Regions from separate parts of the Homo sapiens genome. Here region 1 is linked to region 2. A link is an interaction called in ENCODE POLR2A ChIA-PET data of the cell type or tissue named here. Cell type or tissue: Panc1. All regions are shown on one strand. Each heading gives the region's core, and the rest is flanking DNA. Links, peaks and the distances in the headings are about the cores only.

The links. Peaks named below come from ENCODE experiments on the same cell type or tissue, not always from the same donor. Only the 100,000 strongest peaks of a DNase experiment are listed, where the experiment ranks them.
Region 1: POLR2A ChIA-PET joins it to region 2 with 10 read pairs; 14 of 35 experiments call an interaction of 5 or more read pairs at or near these places.

Annotation. Positions count from the first base shown.
Region 1 is chr6:43,034,052-43,045,465 of GRCh38, reverse strand. It overlaps CUL7 (cullin 7), which reads left to right. Exons shown (of 26, transcript NM_014780.5): 15 at 64-239; 16 at 581-714; 17 at 1,836-2,018; 18 at 2,286-2,392; 19 at 2,482-2,664; 20 at 4,391-4,551; 21 at 4,720-4,936; 22 at 5,040-5,310; 23 at 6,479-6,624; 24 at 6,774-6,900; 25 at 6,994-7,199; 26 at 7,455-7,849. The coding sequence ends at 7,778. LOC124901318 (a long non-coding RNA gene) reads right to left here and starts at 4,430. Exons shown (of 2, transcript XR_007059581.1): 1 at 4,342-4,430; 2 at 320-2,408. It also overlaps the pseudogene RN7SL403P. In Panc1, for the core only: no CTCF peak of the experiment used is centred there; no DNase peak of the experiment used is centred there.
Region 2 is chr6:43,092,604-43,104,017 of GRCh38, reverse strand. The region is part of intron 1 of PTK7 (protein tyrosine kinase 7 (inactive)); the gene reads right to left. Among named protein-coding and RNA genes, the nearest start is that of PTK7, 22 kb to the right of the region's middle. RefSeq lists enhancers at 7,290-7,379, 7,420-7,489, 7,960-8,059. In Panc1, for the core only: no CTCF peak of the experiment used is centred there; no DNase peak of the experiment used is centred there; H3K4me3 peaks cover 2,192 bases; H3K27ac peaks cover 5,622 bases.

The DNA.
Region 1 (11,414 bases), core at 1,340-9,339, 59 kb after region 2:
GTAGCTGACCCCAGCCCATCCCAAGGTGTGGAGCGAGTGAAGATAGTCCTGTGTGTGTTTCAGGGTGGCATTGATACGCGCATTCGGGGGTTAGAGATCCTAGGCCCCAAGCCCACGTTCTGGCCAGTGTTCCGGGAGCAGCTCTGTCGTCACACACGCCTCTTCTACATGGTTCGGGCACAGGCCTGGAGCCAGGACATGGCAGAGGACCGCAGGAGCCTCCTGCACCTGAGTTCTAGGTGTGTGAGAGTGTGCGTGTATGCTTGTGTCTGTGGGAAAGGTAAGGCTATTGCAAATAGCTGGCAGGCAGGGGTCCATAGAAGCTGTGAGATGGAGGTTTAATATGCGTGGGGAGGGGGCTGGAGTTTTCTGAGCTGTGGGAGGGGAAGAAAGGATAAAGAGAAAAGATTTCTCCAGTGGGCTGGGAATGGGATATACCAGTTAGCACAGAGCAGTTCTGAAGTACCAGGGGGCCTTCGGTTTGGGTGCTGGGGTTAGCTGGCAGTCTTAGGAAGGGTGGACACTGAGATAACATATGCTTCAAGCCCCTGACACCTTCCTCCTCCATTCTCACCCCCAGACTCAACGGTGCTCTGCGCCAGGAGCAGAATTTTGCTGACCGCTTCCTCCCTGATGACGAGGCTGCCCAAGCTCTGGGCAAGACCTGCTGGGAGGCCCTGGTCAGCCCCGTGGTGCAGAACATCACCTCCCCTGGTAACCATCCTGACATCTGGACCCATTACTATCTCAGGGCTTGGTTCCACTAATTAGTTCCTTCTTGCTCTACCCTAGAACCACCTGGATTATGTCCTGGCCCTTTTGGCACCTGCATTTGTAATCCCAGTGCTGTCTTCTCACAGCCCAGGGGCTGCCCCCTTTCCCATGTCTCTCAAGTGTCAGGGGACACCATAAGTGCTGGAGGTGCCTTGTTACCCACTCCCTTTATCATTCTTCTTTTTTTTTTTTTTGAGACAGATTTTCGCTCGTTACCCACGCTGGAGTGCAATGGCATGATCTTGGCTCACTGCAACCTCTGCCTCCCAGGTTCAGGCAATTCTCCTGCCTCAGCCTCCCAAGTAGCTGGGATTACAGGCATGCACCACCATGCCTGGCTAATTTTATTTTATTTTATTTTATTTTTTTGAGACAGAGTTTCGCTCTTGTTGCCTAGACTGGAGTGCAATGGCGCAGTCTCGGCTCACTGCAACCTCTGCCTCCAGGGTTCAAGTGATTCTTCTGCCTCACCCTCCCAAATAGCTGGGATTACAGGCATGGGCCACCATGCCCAGCTAATTTTGTATTTTTAGTAGAGATGGGGTTTCTCCATGTTGGTCAGGCTGGTCTCGAACTCCCAATCTCAGGTGATCCACCCGCCTCAGTCTCCCAAAGTGCTGGGATTACAGGCATGAGCCACCGCGCCTGACCCACACCTGGCTAATTTTATATTTTTAGTAGAGGTGGGGTTTCTCCGTGTTGGTCAGGCTGATCTCGAACTCCCGACCTCAGGTGATCCACCCACCTCAGCCTCCCAAAGTGCTGGGATTACAGGCATGAGCCACCGCACCTGGCCTTTTCTATTTTTTTATGCTTATTTCTTATTTTTAAAGATGGGGTCCTGCTATGTTGACCAGGCCAGTCTTGAACTCCTGCCTCAAGCGATCCTCTCATCTCAGCCTCCCAAAGTGCTGGGATTACAGGCGTAAACCACCCTACCTGGCCCCCCTTCCTTGTATCATTCCGTCCAGTTGCTCTATCTCCACACTCCTGTTCAGCCCAACCACTCCCACTTCCCTGCAGACATGGCTGTGCCTTGGTTTGTTTATCTCACCCTCTAGATGAGGATGGCATTAGCCCCCTGGGTTGGCTGCTGGACCAGTACCTGGAGTGTCAGGAAGCTGTCTTCAACCCCCAGAGCCGCGGCCCAGCTTTCTTCTCGCGGGTGCGCCGTCTCACTCACCTGCTGGTGCATGTCGAGCCCTGTGAGGCACCCCCTCCTGTGGTGGCCACTCCTCGGCCCAGTGAGTAGTGGAGATTCAGGTGGGGAGCTCTAGTCAGGAGCGTTTTCCTGGGCCCCATGTGTACACCACAGGCTTCTGTCCATCCCCATCCTTCCCCTCCCTATGGGCTCAGCCTGTTCATCTTCCAGGTTTGTGTCACCTCCATCCATGAACATCATTTTGGGTGGCAGCATGTCAGGAAAGGCCTCAGGGAACCCCCTTGGATGGGGACTTGGGAGTGGAGGGGCTGCACCCTCCTTGCCTCTGCCACTTTCTTGGTCTCTACAGAAGGCAGAAACAGAAGCCACGACTGGAGCTCCTTGGCTACCCGGGGCCTTCCAAGCAGCATCATGAGAAACCTGACGCGCTGTTGGCGGGCCGTGGTGGAGAAGCAGGTGGGCAGGAGCAGGCCTGCGGGAGAGAGGGGACACCATAATGGTGGCATGTTGGGTTGTGTCTTCATGCTCCTGCCCCTTCCTTCCAGGTGAACAATTTTCTGACCTCATCCTGGCGGGATGATGACTTTGTGCCACGCTACTGTGAGCACTTTAATATTCTGCAGAACTCAAGCTCTGAACTGTTTGGGCCTCGGGCAGCCTTCTTGCTGGCGCTGCAAAATGGCTGTGCGGGAGCCTTGCTGAAGCTCCCTTTTCTCAAAGCTGCCCACGTAAGCCTCTACCCTTGCCTCATCCTTGGGTCTCTTCCGACAAACTCTCCCTTCCTCACCTCCTCCAAATGACCCACCCTTCCATTCCCATTCTATGATGAACATATGTTAGTATATAGCCATGTTATAAGAAGTTTAAAAAATTGAAAAAAATAAATAGTGGCCAGGTGTGGTGGCTCATGCCTGTAATCCCAGCACTTTGGGAGGCCGAGGCAGGCAGATCATCTGAGGGCAGGAGTTTGAGGCCAGCCTGGCCAACATGGCCAAACCCCATCTCTACTAAAAATACAAAAATTAGCCAGGCATGGTGGCACATGCCTGTATTCCCAGCTACTTGGGAGGCTGAGGCAGGAGAATCGTTTGAACCCAGGAAGTGGAGGTTGCAGTTGCAGTCAGCCGAGATTGCACCACTGCACTCCAGCCTGCGTGACAGAGCTAGACTCATCTCAAAAAAAAGAAAAAAACAAAAAAACCCCCCACAATTGATGAGCTAAAATGCAAGAAGCACCCTGGAAAGCAGGGTACAGAGCAGCAGGAACATGAGGCTCCTTGTGTAGCCTCCAGTCCTAGTTTATCAGTGACACTGCATCAGGACCATCTTTGTGTATGTAACTTACCTCCTTGTGTCCGTCTTTCTTTCTCTCTCTCTTTCTCCCTTCCTGCCTTCCTTCCTTCCTTCCTTCCCTCCTTCCCTCCTTCCCTCCCTCCTTCTCTCCCTCCCTCCCTCCTTCTCTTTCTCTCTTTCTCTTTCTTTCCTTCTCTCTTTCTTTCTTCTTCCTTTTTTTTTTTTTTTTTTTTGAGACGGAGTCTCGCTCTGTTGCCCAGGCTGGAGTGCAGTGGCTCGATCTCAGCTCACCACAACCTCCGCCTCCCAGGTTCAAGCGATTCTCCTGCCTCAACCTCCCAAGTAGCTGGGATTACAGGTGCATGCTACCACGCCCAGCCAATTTTTGTATTTTTAGTAGAGACGGAGTTTCACCACATTGGTCAGGCTGGTCTCGAACTCCTGACCTCGTGATCCGCCCGCCTCACCCTCCCAAAGTGTTGGGATTACAGGCATGAGCCACCTCTCCCTTCCCTTCCCTTTCCCTTCCCTTCCCCTTCCCTTCCCTTCCCCTTCCTTTCCCTTCCCTTCCCTCCCCTCTTTTCCTCTCCTTTCTTTTTCTTTCTCTCCCTTTCTTTCTCTTTCTTTACTTCTTTCTTAACAGGGTCTTACTCCCTCCCACACTGGGATGCAGTGGTGCAGTCACAGCTCACTGCGGCCTCAACCTCTTGGGCTCAGGTGGTCCTCTCAGCCTTCTGGGTAGCTGGGACCATAGGCGTGTGCCACCATGCCCAGCTAATTTTTTCGTATTTTTAGTAGAGATGGGGTTTTGCCATGTTGCCCAGGCTGGTCTCCAACTCCTGGGTTCAAGCCATCTGCCTGTCTCAGCCTCCCAAAGTGCTGGAATTACAGGCGTGAACTGCGCCTGGTCTTATTTTCTCATTTTGAATGATTATTATTAGTTTGATTTTTTAGACACAATGTGAAAAGACACTTTCCATAATTGTTAATATTGCTAATTTGTACAATGGTTAATGATCTTATAAAATAGTTGTATGAAAGCACCAACCACCTTAGAAAGCTGCCAGCATTCATATCTACTTTCCAGACCCTCATCCCTCCTCCCCACTCACCTGCTCTGCTCGCTCATTCATGGCTTTCCTGTGCTCTGCCATTGCTCAGGTGAGTGAGCAGTTCGCCCGGCACATTGACCAGCAGATCCAGGGCAGCCGGATCGGTGGAGCCCAGGAAATGGAGAGGCTGGCACAGCTGCAGCAATGCCTGCAAGCTGTCCTGATTTTCTCCGGCTTGGAGATAGCCACCACTTTTGAGCATTATTACCAGTGAGTGTGGACCTAAGGAGCGGGAGCTGGCGGGAGGCAGGATGATGGTGGCAGAGCCAGCTCATGGGCCTGGAAGTCTGGGATAGAGGCAGGCTGGAGCCTTGGAGTGGGAGGCTGGGCCACACTGGTGCCCACACTGAGGCTTGGCCCGGGCTGCATGCACTGCAGGCACTACATGGCGGACCGTCTCCTGGGCGTGGTCTCGAGCTGGCTGGAGGGGGCCGTGCTGGAGCAGATCGGTCCCTGCTTCCCCAACCGCCTCCCCCAGCAGATGTTGCAGAGCCTGAGCACCTCTAAGGAGCTGCAGCGCCAGTTCCACGTCTACCAGCTCCAGCAGCTGGATCAGGAACTCCTGAAGCTGGAGGATACAGAGAAGAAAATACAGGTGAGTGCCTTGGAAGGGATAAGCAAATAAGAGGGTAGGGGGAAGAGGGGCGTGGAGCAGACTGGAGGAGGCCATGGCATCTGGGAACCCTGTGCTCCTTCAGGTGGGCCTTGGGGCCAGTGGCAAGGAGCACAAGAGCGAGAAGGAAGAGGAAGCTGGGGCAGCAGCAGTGGTGGATGTGGCGGAGGGAGAGGAGGAAGAGGAGGAGAATGAGGACCTCTACTATGAAGGGGCAATGCCAGAAGTGTCTGTGCTTGTCCTGTCCCGACACTCCTGGCCTGTTGCCTCAATCTGCCACACACTGAACCCCAGAACCTGCCTGCCCTCCTACCTGAGGGGCACTTTGAACAGATACTCCAACTTCTACAACAAGAGTGAGCAGCCAGGCAGAGGGACTGGGGACTGGGGAGAGGGTGGGCTGCTAGGAAAGGACCTGGGGTTGGGGGCAGACCCTGATGTTGGGAGGCTTGATGTAAAAAGAGATAGTCTTTGGCTGGGCACAGTGCTCACGCCTGTAATCCCAGCACTTTGGGAGGCCGAGGCAGGCAGATCACTTGAGGTCAGGAGTTCAAGACCAGCCTTGGCCAACATGGTGAAACCTCGTCTCTGCTAAAAATACAGAAATTAGCCGGGTGTGGTGGTGTGTGCCTGTAGTCCCAGCTACTCGGGAGGCTGAGGCAGGAGAATCACTTCAACCCACAGGCAGATGTTGCAGTGAGCCGAGATCGTGCCACTGCACTCTAGCCTGGGCGACAGCGAGACTCCATCTCAAAAAAAAAAAAAAAAAAAAAAAAGAGTTGGTCTTTTAATTTACATTTTTAATTTTTGTTTTTATAGATTCAGGGAGAGATAGTCTTTAGGGATAAGAATTCCCTAGGCCATGGGAAAAACAGTGGTTTTGAGAACAAAGGGCAGGAGCTTGGTGGCTGGGGGTGGCAGGTGCTGTCAGATACCTGATCCCCAGACCATTGCTTTTTCTGTTCTAAAATAAGACCTGGGAATCTCTTTGTGGGTGACGGGGAGGATGGAGGCAGGAGGCACCTGAGGCCACCAGATATGAGTAGGTGTCTGGCTCTTTTCTGGTCAGTCACCTGTCATCCTAAACTCCCCATCGGGGGCTGATCCCTGAGCTGGCAGCAACACAGGAGGGGGAAGAGGCTCAGACCTGTGGTCAGGGCGCCTCCTAATAGGGGAGACATTGTTTCCTGTCATAATATTCCAGCTTGATAAGAGCCCCAGTCCTTCCTCCCTTCATGGTTTTGTCTCCCTAAAAACACATGGGGCAATCCTCGAAGGCACTGATGAGAACCTGCTTGGCACCAGGCTAGGCATAGGATAGCTCCCAGATCCTGAGGCTTGCCATAGAGGCAGGCCCAGAGAAGGCTGAGATCTGGAAGCTCAGACCAGAAGCCCCAGTGTCCATAAATGCTGGGGTCACACGCCTTGCAGAGATAAACAGAGCGTGACCAGCGTGCACCCTCCCTCCAACACCAACTCCCTCCTTTCACCTGCTCTTTGTCTCCCTCCCCCTTCCTGGTCCAGGTCAGAGCCACCCTGCCCTTGAGCGAGGCTCACAGAGGCGACTGCAGTGGACGTGGCTGGGCTGGGCTGAGCTGCAGTTTGGGAACCAGACCCTGCATGTGTCCACCGTGCAGATGTGGCTACTGCTGTATCTCAACGACCTGAAGGTGGCCCAGCCCCGCTGCACCTCTCTCCTGTCTCCCACTTTGTCCCTTGCCTCTCTTCCCAAAACCTTGACTCCCTCTGCTTCTTCCCTCCATCCTCTTCTCTCCACTCCTTGGGGAGGCCCTGAATGTCTCCCATCTGTTCTCTGAAGGCGGTCTCTGTGGAGAGTCTGCTGGCGTTCTCAGGGCTCTCCGCAGACATGCTCAATCAGGCGATTGGGCCCCTCACCTCTTCAAGAGGCCCCCTGGACCTTCACGAGCAAAAGGATATACCAGGAGGTATGCACTTAGGGCCAGAGGGGCCTCTGCTCTGAGGCAGGGCCAGGCTCCTCGTGGGCTCTCCACTGAGTGAGTGATCAGCATTTATTTCAGGGGTCCTCAAGATTCGAGATGGCAGCAAGGAACCCAGGTCGAGATGGGACATTGTGCGGCTCATCCCACCTCAGACGTACCTGCAAGCTGAGGGTGAAGACGGCCAGAACTTGGAGAAGAGACGGAATCTTCTGAACTGCCTCATCGTCCGAATCCTCAAGGCCCATGGAGATGAGGGGCTGCACATTGACCAGCTTGTCTGTCTGGTAGGCAGGGGTGGGCACAATGGGTGACAGATCTTTGCTGGGGTTGGGGGAGCAGTCTACAGGACAAGGTGGGTGCACGTGTGGTGAGGCACCTGGTTCACTGTGTAGCCTGTAGGAGTGTGAGGAGTGAGGTCGGGATGTACCTCGTGTCCTTGGGGCATCCTGTCCTAGCAGCTGGTGGTTGGAGTGGAAGCTCAAGCAAGGAGGGGTCAGCTGCCTCTAAACTACCGCTTCTCCCTTCCTCCCCCACACCAGGTGCTGGAGGCTTGGCAGAAGGGCCCGTGTCCTCCCAGGGGTTTGGTCAGCAGCCTTGGTAAGGGGTCTGCATGCAGCAGCACTGACGTCCTCTCCTGCATCCTACACCTCCTGGGCAAGGGCACGCTGAGACGCCATGACGACCGGCCCCAGGTGCTGTCCTATGCAGTCCCTGTGACTGTCATGGAGCCTCACACTGAGTCCCTGAACCCAGGCTCCTCAGGCCCCAACCCACCCCTCACCTTCCATACCCTACAGATTCGCTCCCGGGGTGTGCCCTATGCCTCCTGCACTGCCACCCAGAGCTTCTCTACCTTCCGGTAGCCCTAGACTTGGGGTCAGGGGAAGGTAGAGCTGGAGCTTTTACAGAAATAAAACCCAAGAGTTTGATTATATGACGTGTGTGTTTGGCGACTGCTAGAGATTTGAGTGGGGAGGTGGGAGGGTTTTCCTTGCTGGTGGAGAAGGAGCCCTTGGCACTGAGGCTGTCGCATGATATGCCAAGGGTCTTGTTAGGGTGAGGATGGTAGACTGGGAGAAAGGCAGAGGGAGTCAGGTGTGACTTAGCACCCCCTCTAGGCAGAGATTGAGAGGACCAGGCAGGATGATGGCACTCAGCCCCTTCTCAGAGGGTGTGTGGTCAGAAGTGCTTTCATCTGGCAGGCTGGAGATCCAAGCCCAACTTGGCCACTCACCAGATGGTTTGTAACTTGGGCAGATTATCGAGCAGGGTTTAATTCTCCTCGTTTGTGGAACTGGCCCAGTCACTGTGGGACTGCGACAAGTAACAGGTATGGAAGCATTTGACGTGGTGAATGAAGGCATTGCCAGTGAGTCTCTATTTTGGCCACCATTGCCAACAGTGAATGTGGTTCCTTGGTGCCTTCCCTAAGTAAGACTGACATGATGAAGGTGAGGTCACTGACCCCTGTGGCCACTGCAGGCACCCAGCAACCTGAATGTGTATTCCATCTGATGGCATAGGCCCAGAAAGAACTGTTCTAGCACAGTTCTTACTCCCACAAGCTCCTCCGTTTTGCCCCTTTCTTCCCCTCCTCTGCCTCCACCCCTTCTCTGTCCTTGCAGAGCTGCACACGCTGTCATCAAACTCCTACCCCTTGATTCTCAAAACGAGGGATTTGGAAGAACAAGAAAAAAAAAAAGAAAGAAAGAAAAACTCCTACCCCTGCGGGCACGGCGCTATATGCACCTTTAGTCCCAGCTACTCGGGAAGCTGAGGTAGGAGGATCGCTTGAGCCCAGGAGTTCTGGGCTGCAGTGTGCTCTGCCATTCGGGTATCTGCACCAAGTTCAGCAACAATATGGTGAACTCCCAGGAGCAGGGGATCCCAGGTTGCCTAAGAAGGGGTGAACTGGCGGCTGGGCGTGGTGGCTCACGTCTGTAATCCCAGCACTTTGGGAGGTTGAGGTGGGCGGATCACGAGGTCAAGAGATTGAGACCATCCTGGCCAACATGGTGAAACCCCATCTCTACTAAAAATACAAAAATTAGCCGGGTGTGGTGGTGCACGCCTGTAGTCCCAGCTACTTGGGAGGCTGAGGCAGGAGAATTGTTTGAACCCGGCAGGCGGAGGTTGCAGTGAGCCGAGATCTCTCCGCTGCACTCCAGCCTGGCAACAGAGCAAGACTCCGTCTCAAAAATAAATAAATAAATAAATAAATAAATAAATAAATGAGTGAACTGGCCCAGGTCAGAAAGAGAGCAGCTCAAAACTCCCATGCTGATTGATCAGTAGTGGGATCGTGCCTGTGAATATCCACTGCACTCCTGCCTAGGTGACATAGACCCTCTCTCTATTTCAGAAAGGCAAAAACTCCTACCCCTAACTACCCCCATAGGTGAGCCTCTGCCCTGCTGCTGTTGGGGAGGTTTGCTTGTGCTACTATAATTGGCTCCATTGGCACCACCCCTGCTGAAGCAGGGCAGCTCAGGTCAGGCCAGGGGATCCTGTGCCAAAGGTGCAGCTCTGTGTCTTGGCAGGGCTACTGGGGAGGAGGAAAGGAGGGATGACCCAGGCATCCCGAGGCTCGTAGCCCAGAGGTGACAGAAAAAGCTATGGAAGGAGGGGGAAGGGGGATGAGGAAGAGTCAGGTGGTAAAGGAGGGCACAGAAGCCAGACAGAGAGAACTGAGTGCCACCAGGACTGAGATTTGGAGTCTAGGGGAAAAAAGGCCATGGCTTGTGGGAGAGTCAGGCTGCTCAGGATGAGGCTATAATACAGAGGGCAGAGGGGCTCCGTAGTGCTTGCTTTGCAGTGTTGGTCCCATGGTGTCGGTAGCTCTCACAGCAGGGGCCAGCCTGCTGAGTGACAGCTGCCCTTTGGGGCAGAGTCCAGACAGGCAGCAGCAGCAGGCTGGGGGCCCAGCACAGTGGGCCCAGGTACACTGGGGTTGCTGCAGCTGGTCACTTAGTGCCTCTTCACCTTGGTACCAGAGATTATAGGCTTTTATTGGCCCAGGCCCAATATTCTTGTGCTCACTCTCAAGTGCCAGAGCTTTCTGCCCTTCTCTGGACTTTCTTGCTTTTTATAAGATTATCCTTCTCCACCAGAAACTCAAAGAAGCTTCCTGCTGTGGGGTCCAGTAGTCAGGCCAGCATGAAGTGCATATAGGGTCAGACGATAGGATTTACTTGCACTACAGCCCCGTTCTGCTACTGTCCCGAGGCCTCCTCCATGGGCTGAGCTGTAGGCTATGCCTTGAACTTACTGCCCTCATCAGCCCCTGGGCATCCTACTCAGTCACCTTGCCAGTCTCCCATGGGGTACCTTCCTGCTCATCTGCGATGGAAAAAGTCTCCAGCAATAATTTTTTTTTGTTTTTTTTTTTAGACAGAGTCTTGCTCTGTCACCCAGGCTGGAGTGCAGTGGCACGACCTCGGCTCACTGCAACCTCCGCCTCCCAGTTTCAAGCGATTCTTCTGCCTCAGCCTCCCGAGTAGCTGGGATTACAGGCTCCCGCCACCACGCCCAGCTAATTTTTGTATTGTTAGTAGAGACAGGGTTTCATCATATTGGTCAGGCTGGTCTCAAACTCCTGACCTCAGGTGATCCAGCCACCTCGGCCTCCCAAAGCACTGGCATTACAGGCATGAACCACTGCACCCGGCCTTTTTTTTTTTTTTAGATGGAGTTTCGCTTTTGTTGCCCAGGCTGCAGTGCAATGGTGTGATCTCGGCTCACTGCAACCTCTACCTCCGGGGTTCAAGCAATTCTCCTGCCTCAGCCTCCCGAGTAGCTGGGATTACAGGCATGCGCCACCACACCCGGCTAATTTTGTATTTTTAGTAGAGACAGGGTTGCTCCATGTTGGTCAGGCTGGTTTCGAACTCCCGACCTCAGGTGATCCGCCCACCTCAGCCTCCCAAAGTGCTGGGATTACAGGTGTGAGCCACCTCACCTAGCCTACAGCAATTCTTAAGGGAAGAACACACCAGCTTTGGCCTTGAAACCCTGCATGTCGCCATCTGCAGTGCAGCTCCTGTGTTGCCCTCTTCAGCACACATCTCACCCCACCCTGAGATTCGGGACTGCTTGATTTGCCCAAATCCAGGTGAGAAGCTTTGATTTCAGGCACAGTCCAGCCTTCTGTCACCAGCCAGGAAGGACATGAACCTTTCTCTCCCTCAGGGCCATCCATTCTAGAGGGCAGAGAGTTGGCCTCATTTCTGAGATAACTTAGGGGACAGAAGTTCACTACCCTGAGCCCATTGTGAGGCCATCCTCACAGCCGTGACTCCTTATATTTCTACTGCTGGGTTGGGACCTTGGCTTGTCAAGACTAAGTAGTCAGCCCCCACCACCCCAAAAACAAAACCAAGCAAAGACCACATACAGATTCCATTTATAGGAAATGTCCCAAATAGGCAAATCTATAAAGACAGAAAGTAGATGAGTGGTTGCCTAGGGCTGAGGAGACTGAGGATGACTGCTAAGGGGCA
Region 2 (11,414 bases), core at 1,134-9,133:
CCTGTTCCTAATCGTTACTTCACCGAAGAAGAAAAAGTGTTTGCACATGATTTGAGAAAACAGATGGGAGTGAGATTTTCACCCCGGGTGCAGACTTGCCTCAAAATTAATTTAAATACTGTCCTATTTTGATCCATTTGAGAGCCTTCTAGGGAAAATCTACTCTGTTCTCCAGGTGTCCTAGAAGGATTCACCAAAGGAACAGTGTGGTTAGTGAAGGTGGAGCAGGAATAGTTGCCAGACAGCTGTGCCCCTTCCCTGGAGGGAAGAGTCATGCCCCCAGGCACCCAGTGCCTTCAAAGGTTAAGGCTGTGAGTTCAGAGAACAAAGGAAGTTTTAAGGAAGAACAACTCCTCCCCACTCCAGGTAAAGGGGGATGTAACTGAAGCATCACTCCCAGCCTCACTCCACCTCCTTCCATCAGCCCCAAGGTGGGGGGATGTCTGATTGGGCATATTTGACTCCGATCCTTCCTCCTTTCACTTGGGAGTGGGGGGTCTGCTCCACCTGCAGGGAGCACACATTTTTTATAGGTGGCTACACACACACACACACACACACCTGTAATACTCCAGCACTGCTATGACAAGGGAGTAAGTCTGCCTAACTCAAGGATGAATAAGACATTTATCCACTTCAGATTAAAGCCTTGTTGCTTGCTCAACCTAGCCTTTAAAACAAATAAAAGTGATACTCTGATCTCCATCATCCAATCCCTGGTCTGTCTGTTTTTCTCCCTCTCTTTCACCCCCTTCGACTGGTTTTAAACTCAGAAGGGAGAAGGGTATTTACTGGTGCTGTCAATACAGTTTCCATTATAATGGTTTATGCCTGAGCATTTTGTTTTTATTTTTATTGATTCTGTGAATGGATAAATGTTCCTGTTGTATTTTCTAAATGGTTACTTGCTGATAAGCAGCAAACCTTCTGGGTTTTGTGTAGGTTTTGTATTTGCCCAAATGACTCAGTTCTCTCACTGATTGTAGTAGTTTTTCAGTTGATAATTGGGTTTCCCATGTAAAAAAGGTACCTCTGCAAAAAACATGAACTTTATTTAGACTTTCAGTCTTTTTTTTTCCTGTAAGTGACAGGGTCTTGCTTAGTTGTCCAAGCTGCAATCCTCCCACCTCAGCCTCCCAACTAGCTGGGACGATGGGTACACGCCACCTGGCTATATTCTTTCTTATAGCATTATTTCAGCTAAAATAATAATAAATAGTAGTGACTTTATTATTTTAATTTAGTAACTTCATTTTAATGCAAATAGCATTGTATTTCATTTTTAAGTATAATGATGGCTATGTTTGTTTTTTTAATCAGAAATGGATGTTAATTTATATCTAGTGTCATTTTTGCCTCTATTGAGAGAATTGTGTGACACCTTTGCGGTTGGTTTGTTTTTTTTTGGTTTTTTTTTGGTGGGGTAGGGGGAACAAAGTCTTGCTCTGTTGCCCAGGCTGGAATGCAGTGGTAGGATCTCAATGCACCGCAACCTCCACTTCCTGGGTTTAAGCAATTCTCCTGCCCCAGTCTCCCAAGTAGCTGGTATTACAGGGACCCGCCAACACAACCGGCTAATTTTTTTTTTTCTTTGAGACAGAGTCTTGCTCTGTTGCCCAAGCTGGAGTGCAGTGGCACGGCCTTGGCTCACTGCAACCTCCATCTCCCGGGTTCAAGCAATTCTCCTGTCTAAGCCTCCCAAGTAGCTGGGACTACAGGCGCCCGCCACCATGCCCAGCTAATTTTTGGGTTTTTAGTAGAGATGGGGTTTCACTGTATTGGTCGGGCTGGTCTCAAACTCCTGACCTCAGGTGATCCGCCCACCTCGGCCTCCCAAAGTGCTGGGATTACAGGCATGAGCCACCTCACCTGGCCAAGAGATGCTCCCAAGAACGGGCTGGAACCACCCACCTCCAGAGTTGGAGGCAAGCACACCAATCAACTGCAAGACACAGAGGGTCAAGTGGCACTCTGTATTTTTTTTAGTAGAAACGGGGTCTCACCATGTTGGCCAGGCTGGTCTCAAACTCCTGACCTCAGATGATCTGCCCGCCTCGGCCTCCCAAAGTGCTGGGATTACAGGCGTGAACCACCACGCCCAGCCACCTCTGACGTCTTATGTTGATGAGTTATAAAGGGTAAGCCACCCATGCATTTTTGGGAATACATCCTTTACTTGTTTATGGCACATTACCGTTTATCATAGTGTTAGATTTAATTTTCAAGTATTCTATATTAGACTTTTACACCAACGTTTCTAAGTAGTGTGGTTTTCTGCACTGTCAGCATTTGAGAACAAAGCTATATCAACTTTGTGACACACACAGGCTGTTGTCCATCTGTTCCTTGGCTCTGTGACAGTCTCTACAAAGCATTTACAGGCTCTACTTCTTCAACATTTTTCAAAATTTTCCCTCAAAACTATTTGATACAACTATCTTTCTTTTTTTTTTTATTTTTTTTTTTGAGACGGAGTCTTGCTCTGTGACCCAGGCTGGAGTGCAGTGGCGCAATCTCAGCACACTGCCAGCTCTGCCTCCCGGGTTCATGCCATTCTCATGCCTCAGCTTCCCGAGTAGCTAGGACTACAGGTGCCCACCACCACGCCCGGCTAATTTTTTGTATTTTTAGTAGAGACAGAGTTTCACCATGTTAGCCAGGATGGTCTCAATCTCCTGACCTTGTGATCCGCCCGCCTCTGCCTCCTAAAGTGCTGGGATTACAGGCGTGAGCCACCGCGCCCAGCCTCTTTCTTTCCACCGCGCCCAGCCTCTTTCTTTCTTTCTTTCTTTTTTTTTTTTTGAGACAGAGCTTCGCTCTTGTTGCCCAGGCTGGAGTGCAATGGTGCGATCTCAGCTCACAGCAACCTCCGCCTCCCGGGTTCAAGCTTCCGGAGTAGCTGGGATTACAGGCATGCGCCACCATGCCCGGCTAATTTTGTATTTTTAGTAGAGACGGGGTTTCTCCATGTTGATCAGGCTGGTCTCGAACTCTGGACCTCAAGTGATCTGCCCGCCTCGGCCTCCCAAAGTGCTGGGATTACAGGCGTGAGCCACCGCACCCAGTGATACAACTATCTTTCAATCGTTTTTAAGAGTTACTGTCTATCCAGTCATTTTAATTTTTTTTTTCACATCTGCTTAGTTTTTCATTTAGTTAAGTATTAAGGACCAGCTAATCAACTCATTAGATTGGTCAAGGCAAGACACTTGAACTACACAGCAGGATTTAAAAAGCAGTTGGTTTTTGGTAGTTCTCTGGTAACCACACAAACACATACACACAAATTTGTAGAGTACTCTGAATATAGGATTTCCCCCGTGATCTTGTATAATGCCCTGTTCACAATCTGCAGTATTTTGGAAATTATATAAATTGGACACGGCCAAATTAAAGATATCTCATAAACTCCTATAAAGTATTTGGGAACTTCAGCTGTATTCCCAAAAAAATCAGTTTTAAACTATAAAGACAAAAATGCATATAAAATCAAAACAGATTTAACAGACATCTTTGAAAAAAATCAAATTACAGTTCAATTTTCTACTTTTTCAAATATGACTAAAAAAAAAGTTACAAGTAGTAATGTCTATCATTTTTTTTTAAAAAAACCCTAATGATTTTTTTTTTTTTTTGAGATGGAGTCTCGCTCTGTCACCCAGGCTGGAGTGCAGTGGTGTGATCTCAGCTCACTGCAGGCTCCGCCTCCTGGGTTCACACCATTCTCCTGCCTCAGCCTCCTGAGTAGCTGGGACTATAGGCACCCGCCACCACGCCCAGCTAATTTTTCATATTTTTAGTAGAGACGGGGTTTCACTGTGTTAACCAGGATGGTCTCCATCTCTTGACCTCGTGATCCGCCCGTCTCAGCCTCCCAAAGTACTGGGATTACAGGCCTGAGACACTATGCCCAGTCATGATTTTTTTTTAAGAGACAGGGTCTCAGGCCAGGTGCAGTGGTTCACAGCTGTAATCCCTAAATCTCTACTAAAAATACAAAAAACTAGCCAAGCGTGGTGGCACATGCCTGTAATCCCAGACACCTGGGAGGCTGAGGCAGGAGAATCGTGCCATTGCATTCCAGCCTGGGCAACAAGAGTGAAACTCCATTTCAGAAAAAAAAAGAGATGGAGTCTCAAAAGCTGGTCTCGAACTCCTGCACTCAAGTGATCTGCCTGCCTCGGCCTCCAAAAGTGCTGGCATTACAAGTGTAAGCCACCACCCCCAGCCAGATTCTTTAATAAATTTCAGTCATTATATTTCCCTGGCACAGATTTATTAGCATAGCACCAAACATGGTAACCCCGATAAATATTAAAATATTTTCCTATCACAATGATCACAAATCTAATTATTAGTATACATTTCCTTAAATGGTAGCCCTCTGTTAAATGGTAAGCTCTCTGGGGACAGTGAATTTTTTCATCCCATTCCCTGCTCTATCTATATCCCTAGTACCTACTGGGTACCTAGAATGTACTCAAGAAATAGCTGTGGGCCAGGCGCAGTGGCTCATGGCTGTAATCCCATCACTTTGGGCAGACTGCTGGAGTTCAGGAGTTTGAGACCAGCCTGGGCAACATGGTGATACCCTGACTCTATAAAAAAATTTTTTTAATTAGCCAGGCATGGTGGTGCTTGCCTGTAGTCCCAGCTACTCAGGAGGCTGAGGTGGGAGGATTGCTTGAGTCTGGGAAGTCGAGGCTGCAATGAGCCATGATTGTGCCACTGCACTCCAGTCTGGGTGACAGAGTGAGACCCTATCTCAAAAAAAAAAAAAAAGGAAAAATAGTTGGGAAGCTATGAATGAAATTAAAGCCTCTTTTTTTTTCTTTGTTTTACCTATTGTCCTTTTATTTTTCTACATTAGAATTGCCAAAGTCACATTTTTTTTCCTTTTTTTTTTAAGTACTGGATCCTAAATGACTTATCTATTTTATATTTTTAATTTCAAATTTATTAATTTCAAAGTTGTATTCAAAAGAAAATTAATAATCGTAAATTATTTCCTAAAAAATGAGACTGAAATAAATGAAAATAAATTAATCTATTGGCCTAAAGTTAGAAAAAAGAATAAAACAAACTTTGCCATTATTTTAGGTTTGTATTATGTAAAGAACATGAAACTTTCTTATTCAATCTAAACTCCATTTCAGTTGGAGACTTATTCCACTGAAATTTATCATCATGACTGATATATCTGTCTTTGCTTTTATCTGTTTCACATTTTAATATTATAATGCTTCCTTTGTTGTAAATATGATTTTATTTAGTTTCTTCACCTCTTATGATCTGCAAAGCATATTTCTTGCTTTTCAATTCTAGTAGCATACCGTTTACTACTTTTAAAAAATCTTGACTTGGCAGGACGCGGTGGCTCACTCCTGTAATCCTAACACTTTGGGAGGCTGAGGCGGGTGGATCACCTGAGGTCAGGAGTTCGAGACCAGCCTAGACAACACGGCAAAACCCCATCTCTACTAAAAATGCAAAAATTAGCCAGGCATGGTGGCAGGCGCCTGTAATCCCAGCTACTTGGGAGGCTGAGGCAGAAGAATTGCTTGAACCCAGGAGGAAGAGGTTGCAGTGAGCTGAAATTGCACCACTACACTCCAGCCTGGGCGACAGAGCGAGGCTGTCTCAAAAAAAAAAAAAAAGTTTGCTTCTTTTTTCCAGCAGCATTCCAAGAGAGAAATGACAGGACGTGAACTAAGCCCAGGACTAGGCAATTAAAGGAGAGGGAATAGATTTGAGAGCAGTGAAGGGCATACTAACCAATGGAGAAGAAGAATAAACAAAGCTAGGCAGCAAGCAGTGCCTTAAGGGCCCCCAAAGTCCATGTTGAGGAGGAGTTGGGGGCTCATGCTGAATGTCTCTCAAGCTCACTTCCCACAACAGCAACCCTTGCAACACACACCTCACTAGACCCTCACCCCCTCACCGTAACCCATGAGGCGGATATTATCATTTCCATTCTACAGATGAATAAACACAGTTCAGAAAAGTTCAACTGAATTCTGGTCTTTGGAATCCAAAAACGTCTTGAGCTACCACTGGGCAGCTGAGGCAGGGTTAGGCTGTGTGGGAAAACCAAGGACAAGACTTTGACCCACTGGATCAACCTTACCATCGAGTTGTAGGCAACAAAAAGAACATACCTGATAAAATGGAAAACAGAAAGCAGCAGCTAATTCAGCGCTAACTGGTGGTGAACAGAGAACACAGTCTCAGAGATCAGGGATAAGATTTCCAGTGGGCACTGGGCTCCCACACTGCCAGTTACCTGAACAACCCTGGGTTATCTGGCCATCTCGGCATATTTAGTAATCATGGAGGTGGGGATGTTTGGATGACAAATTATCTGGTCAACCCAGCAATGCCCCGCATTTGAACTATGTTTACCAATATTTATAGATTATCCTGTGCAAATTTCACAGGCCCACTGCAGAGCAGTGATTCAGAAACTTTTTTGGTCATAGACCTGTTAAGAATCTGATGAAAGCTATAATCTCCCTCTCCACAAAAATAACAAATACAAAATCGTCTATGTAATTTTGACACGTTCATATCCTTTGACAGAGCAACTCCACTTCCAGGAATTTGTCCTACAGATATACAAGCACAAGGACAAAGACAGGTACAAGGATATTTGTGGTGGCATTGTTTAAAATAGGAAACCCTCTGAAACAAACCTGAAGTCCACCAGTAGGGCACTGGTGAAATAAACCAGGGAAGTGGGGGCAGGATGGGGTGAGGGAGTACAGACAGCACCGGCTTCAGGTTTAGCTTCCCTTTAAAAGATGCAGGGGCCTTCCTGCCCCCCACCCAACCTGGTGCCCCCAACTCAGCAAGGTCCCTGGAGAGGAAGAAATGCAAGCAACCGCGCAGGAGGAGGCTAAATAATGAATTGTAAGTGTGTGTTTTCTTTGGCCAGGGCAGTCTGGCCAAGCTCTGGGGGCTGCTGGGCAAACATTTTTCATATTTTAGTAGCTGGCCTATGCCCAAGGCAGTCAAAAGTTAAGCAAGCTTTGAATGAGCTGCTCCCTTGCTCTCCACGGCCCCAAGAATTCTTAATGAGGTTCTAAGGCAGCGGCCTCCAGGCCCCCAGCAAACTGGTCATGTTGCCTTAAATATCACTCACCCTTCACTACTTTTAATGAATGCAAATGATTCAGCAACAAAACACTTAGCCTGAAGTGAAATCCGTCTTTGTGCAGCCGGTTTCACCAGCTTGCTGACAGCCCAGCTCAGGCAGGGCCCTACCGGACAGGCAGGCAGGCTGGCCCAGCACAGCCGCAGGTGCCCAGGCTAGCCCAGGCAGACCCCTGCACACCCAGGGCAGCAGCAAAAGGCAGGAAGTGCAGAGCACAAGGGAAGCTCTCCATCCCACCTACCACCCCAGCGACCAGGTGCAGACCTTCACATCTCCACCTCTTTATGACTCTGGCTCCAGGGCAGAGGAAAGTGTGAGCAGGAAAAACAAAAGGTATTTATTTGATCTAAGGAATGGGGCTTAGTTCCAGGCACCTCAAAGGCTTGTCCGGTCACCACCCACCCCCACCTCCCCTTCACCTGAGGCCAGGTTCCAGAGGAACTCAGAAAGAGAACCCGCAAAGCTCCCTTGGATCCCGGTCCTCCTTCACCAACTGCAAGGAAGTGACAAAAACGGAGACAGTGTGAAGAACCCAATTTACACCGTTTTCGAAGTTCTGTTTTGGCAGCAAAAACTGAAAGCAGTTTTTCAGGAGTCTGAGAGCAACTTTTAACTAATTTCTCTCCAACCTGAGGCTCAGGGGGATTTCTTGCCCTGTCAGCCTGATCAACACCTCTCCCCGAGGCTGAGATAGCAGGCCTGGCCCAGAACAGGCAGCTGTTAATTCAGCTGCCACATCTTCACCCGAGAGGCCAGCCGCTGGCGGGAGACCCACAGAGGTCCATGCAGGCTCTCTCTAGGCTTTCTTGGTTGTGGATACAAATATGGAATCGGAGGGCATTAGACCCAAACTAGGCAACTGGCTGAACTCAGGACTACTGAGAGCTTACACATATCTGTGTAGCTGCATTAGATATAAAAAGGGCTTTGAAGTATTTGTTGACTTGGTTTAAAAGAAACCATGGTCCCTTTCAACCCTCACAGGACAATGAAGACAAGATCAGTCTCCCCAACAGAAAAAAGTTTCTCATTGTATCTTAGAGGGCCTCCAAAAATAAGTTGTATTGCATCAAAAATGCCCTTAGCTGTACATCCATCTTTTAGAAAAAGAGCACTGCAATTTTCTTAAAACAATCAGGAAGAACATTTCAATGCTGTTCTTCCCCATCATTTAAGGCACACCATCTATTATACAATACCTTATTCTTCAAAACACTCTCATAGGAAGCCAACCGAAGCGGAGAAGAGCATTCCTTAATCGAGGGGCTGAGTCTCCTAGCCCCTGGGACTCTTAAGTTCTTGCCTTCCATAAATTGGCCCCTTTCCTTCCTGGGCCTCAGTGACAACGCAGAAAGAATGCTTTCCGAAACCCATATGTGGTAAAGTGCTTAAGCCTACAGAAGTGAACAGGTAGAAGGCTTGACACACGCATCTACACAGCAATCTACTGTGGGTTTTTTTGTTGTTGTTGTTTTGGTTTGTTTGTTTGTTTAAGACAGAGTTTCATTCTTGTTGCCCAGGCTGGAGTGCAATGGCACAATCTTGGCTCACTGCAACCTCCGCCTCCCAGGTTCAAGCGATTCTCCTGCCTTAGCCTCTCAAGTAGCTGGGATTACAGGCATGCGCCACCACACCTGGCTAACTTTTTTTTTTTTTTTTTTTTTTTTAGTAGAGACTGGGTTTCTCCATGTTGGTCAGGCTGGTCTCGAACTCCCTACCTCAGGTGATCCGCCTGCCTCAGCCTCCCAAAGTGCTGGGACTACAGGCGTGAGCCACTGCGCCCGGCCTTTTTATTTATTTATTTATTATTATTATTATTTTGAGACAGAGTCTCGCTCTGTAGCCCAGGCTGGAGCGCAGTGGCATGATTTCAGCTCACTGCAACCTCCGCCTCCCGGTTCAAGCAATTCTCCTATCTCAGCCTCCCAAGTAGCTGGGACTACAGGTGCCCACAACCACGCCTGGCTAATTTTTGTATTTTCAGTAGAGACAGGGTTTCACCATGTTGGTCAGGCTGGTCTTGAACTCCTGACCTCAGGTGAGCCACCGTGGCCTGGCCAGCAATCTATTTTAAAAAACAATTTTGTGGCCGGGCGCAGTAGCTCATGCCTGTAATCCCAGCACTTTGGGAGACAGAGACGGGCGGATGACGAGGTCAGGAGATCGAGACCATCCTGGCTAACACGCTGAAACCCCGTCTCTACTAAAAATACAGAAAAATAAAAATAAAAAATTAGCCAGGCATGGTGGCAGGCGTCTATAGTCCCAGCTACTCGGGAGGCTGAGGCAGGAGAATGGCGTGAACTCAGGAGGCGGAGCTTGCAGTGAGCCGAGATCGTGCCACTGCACTCCAGCCTGGGCGACGAGACGGACTCCGTCTCAAAAAAAAAAAAAAAATTTGCTTTTGATATTCATACAAAAGGGACACAACTTTGTCTCTTCACCTACCATATAAACCCCATAACCAAACCACCCCACCATCAAATGAACCAGAAAGCAACCAAAAAAAGAATTCCTTAGCCTTTGGGAAGTTACAACGTGACTGAAGGGGGAAAACTGGTGAGGCAGGAGAACAGGGTCTGCAGGCAGGGAATCTAAGGCTGTTTCACACCGACGTCCTCCAACTAAATTGAAATGAAAGCCCTATCTACTTTCCAGGCCTAAGTAACAAAAAGAGCAGAGGCTACTACTCCCTTTGAACTTTTTTGCCAGGCAGATGGGAAATTGGCTGTCTGCAGCCAATCATACTGAGTGCGAATCCTGTCTTCGTTTGCAACTTTGTAACTTTACTCCAGCCTCTGAATGGTTGCTGTCCACAACCAATCAGACTGACTGCTGGCCCAGTCTTCCTTTGCGTAGAAGTATAACTTTAACTTCACCCTAGCCTCTGACTGGTTGCTTTTTCTAACCAATGAGATGTTTGCACAGGAGCATGACATTTGCATGAAGTGGCCAGTGGGAAACTTTTAGGGGGTATTTGGGTCCAGGAAGATTCTGTATCCCAGCCCTTAAGCCGCTGCTTGGGTCTGCTCCCACACTGTGGAGTGTACTTTCATTTTCAATAAATCCCTGCCTTCGTTCTTCTGTTGCTTCATTCTTTCTTTGCTTTGCTGGGGGTTTTGTCCAATTCTTTGTTCAAAACACAAAGAACCTAGACACTCACAGTCATGACCCTTTACCAGTGACAATGGCATTCAGCAATGCTTGGGTAGCACAAAATAGAATGGATGGCAACCAGCTGTCTCCACAAAGTTAGAATCAGCCCCACACAAGTGTGCTGCTGGGGAAGAAAACGCTAGCATCTCCTGTCCGTCTCCTGCCTGCCTGACCCAGGTCTCCATCCTCTGAGCTCCTGACATTTACTGTGTGCCTCTCTTTGGTCTTCTCTGTATCCTTGTCTTGTTAATCACTCTCTCCAGATTCTGTCTTGATTCACCTACCAGCAATCCATTCCTGGAGTGAACCTCCAGTGTCCCCCAGCTCAGCCTTTCAAAATGGAGACTTTGAATTAGCCGGGCGTGGTCGTGGGCGCCTGTAATCCCAGCTACTCTGGAGACTGAGGCAGGAGAATCGCTTGAACCTGGGAGGTGGAGATTGCAGTGAGCTGAGATTGTGCCGTTGCACTCCAGCCTGGGCAACAAGAGTGAAACTCCGTCTCAAAAAAAAAAAAAAAAAAAAAAAGGAGATCCTATCATTAGAGAGTCACTGTATTCTTTCCATAATAGATAGACTGTCTGCCTTGTTAGGGACACCTACCTCCTCTTGTAAACATCTCTTGCCTTATAAAGACTTAAAGTCACCCCGCCCCCCTGCCATCAGCATGCACACATGCATACAATACTTAGCATGATGCTTTATGCCTTAAGCATCATTTGTTATTTACATGCCAGACTAAAAGGAAAACAGGTTTTATTGAAAGTTACTGGTAGATGGGAAGCAAAACTAGGCCTGTAAATTACAGTTATAACCATCACAGATAAGCATCACAGTCATAGCCATCACAGATAACCATCACAGCTATAACCACCACAGATAACCATCACAATTATAACTACCACAGATAACCATCAGTTATAACCTCCACAGATAACCATCACAGTTATAACCTCCACAGATAACCATCACAGTTATAGCCAACTTTTACTGAGCATTCACAGTATCACAGACTAAGTCCTTCACATATACTGAATTTAGAAGATGCTCCATTATTTATGTGCACCAAGAGGACAAAGTGGTACTAGTTGAACTAAGGCACAATGTT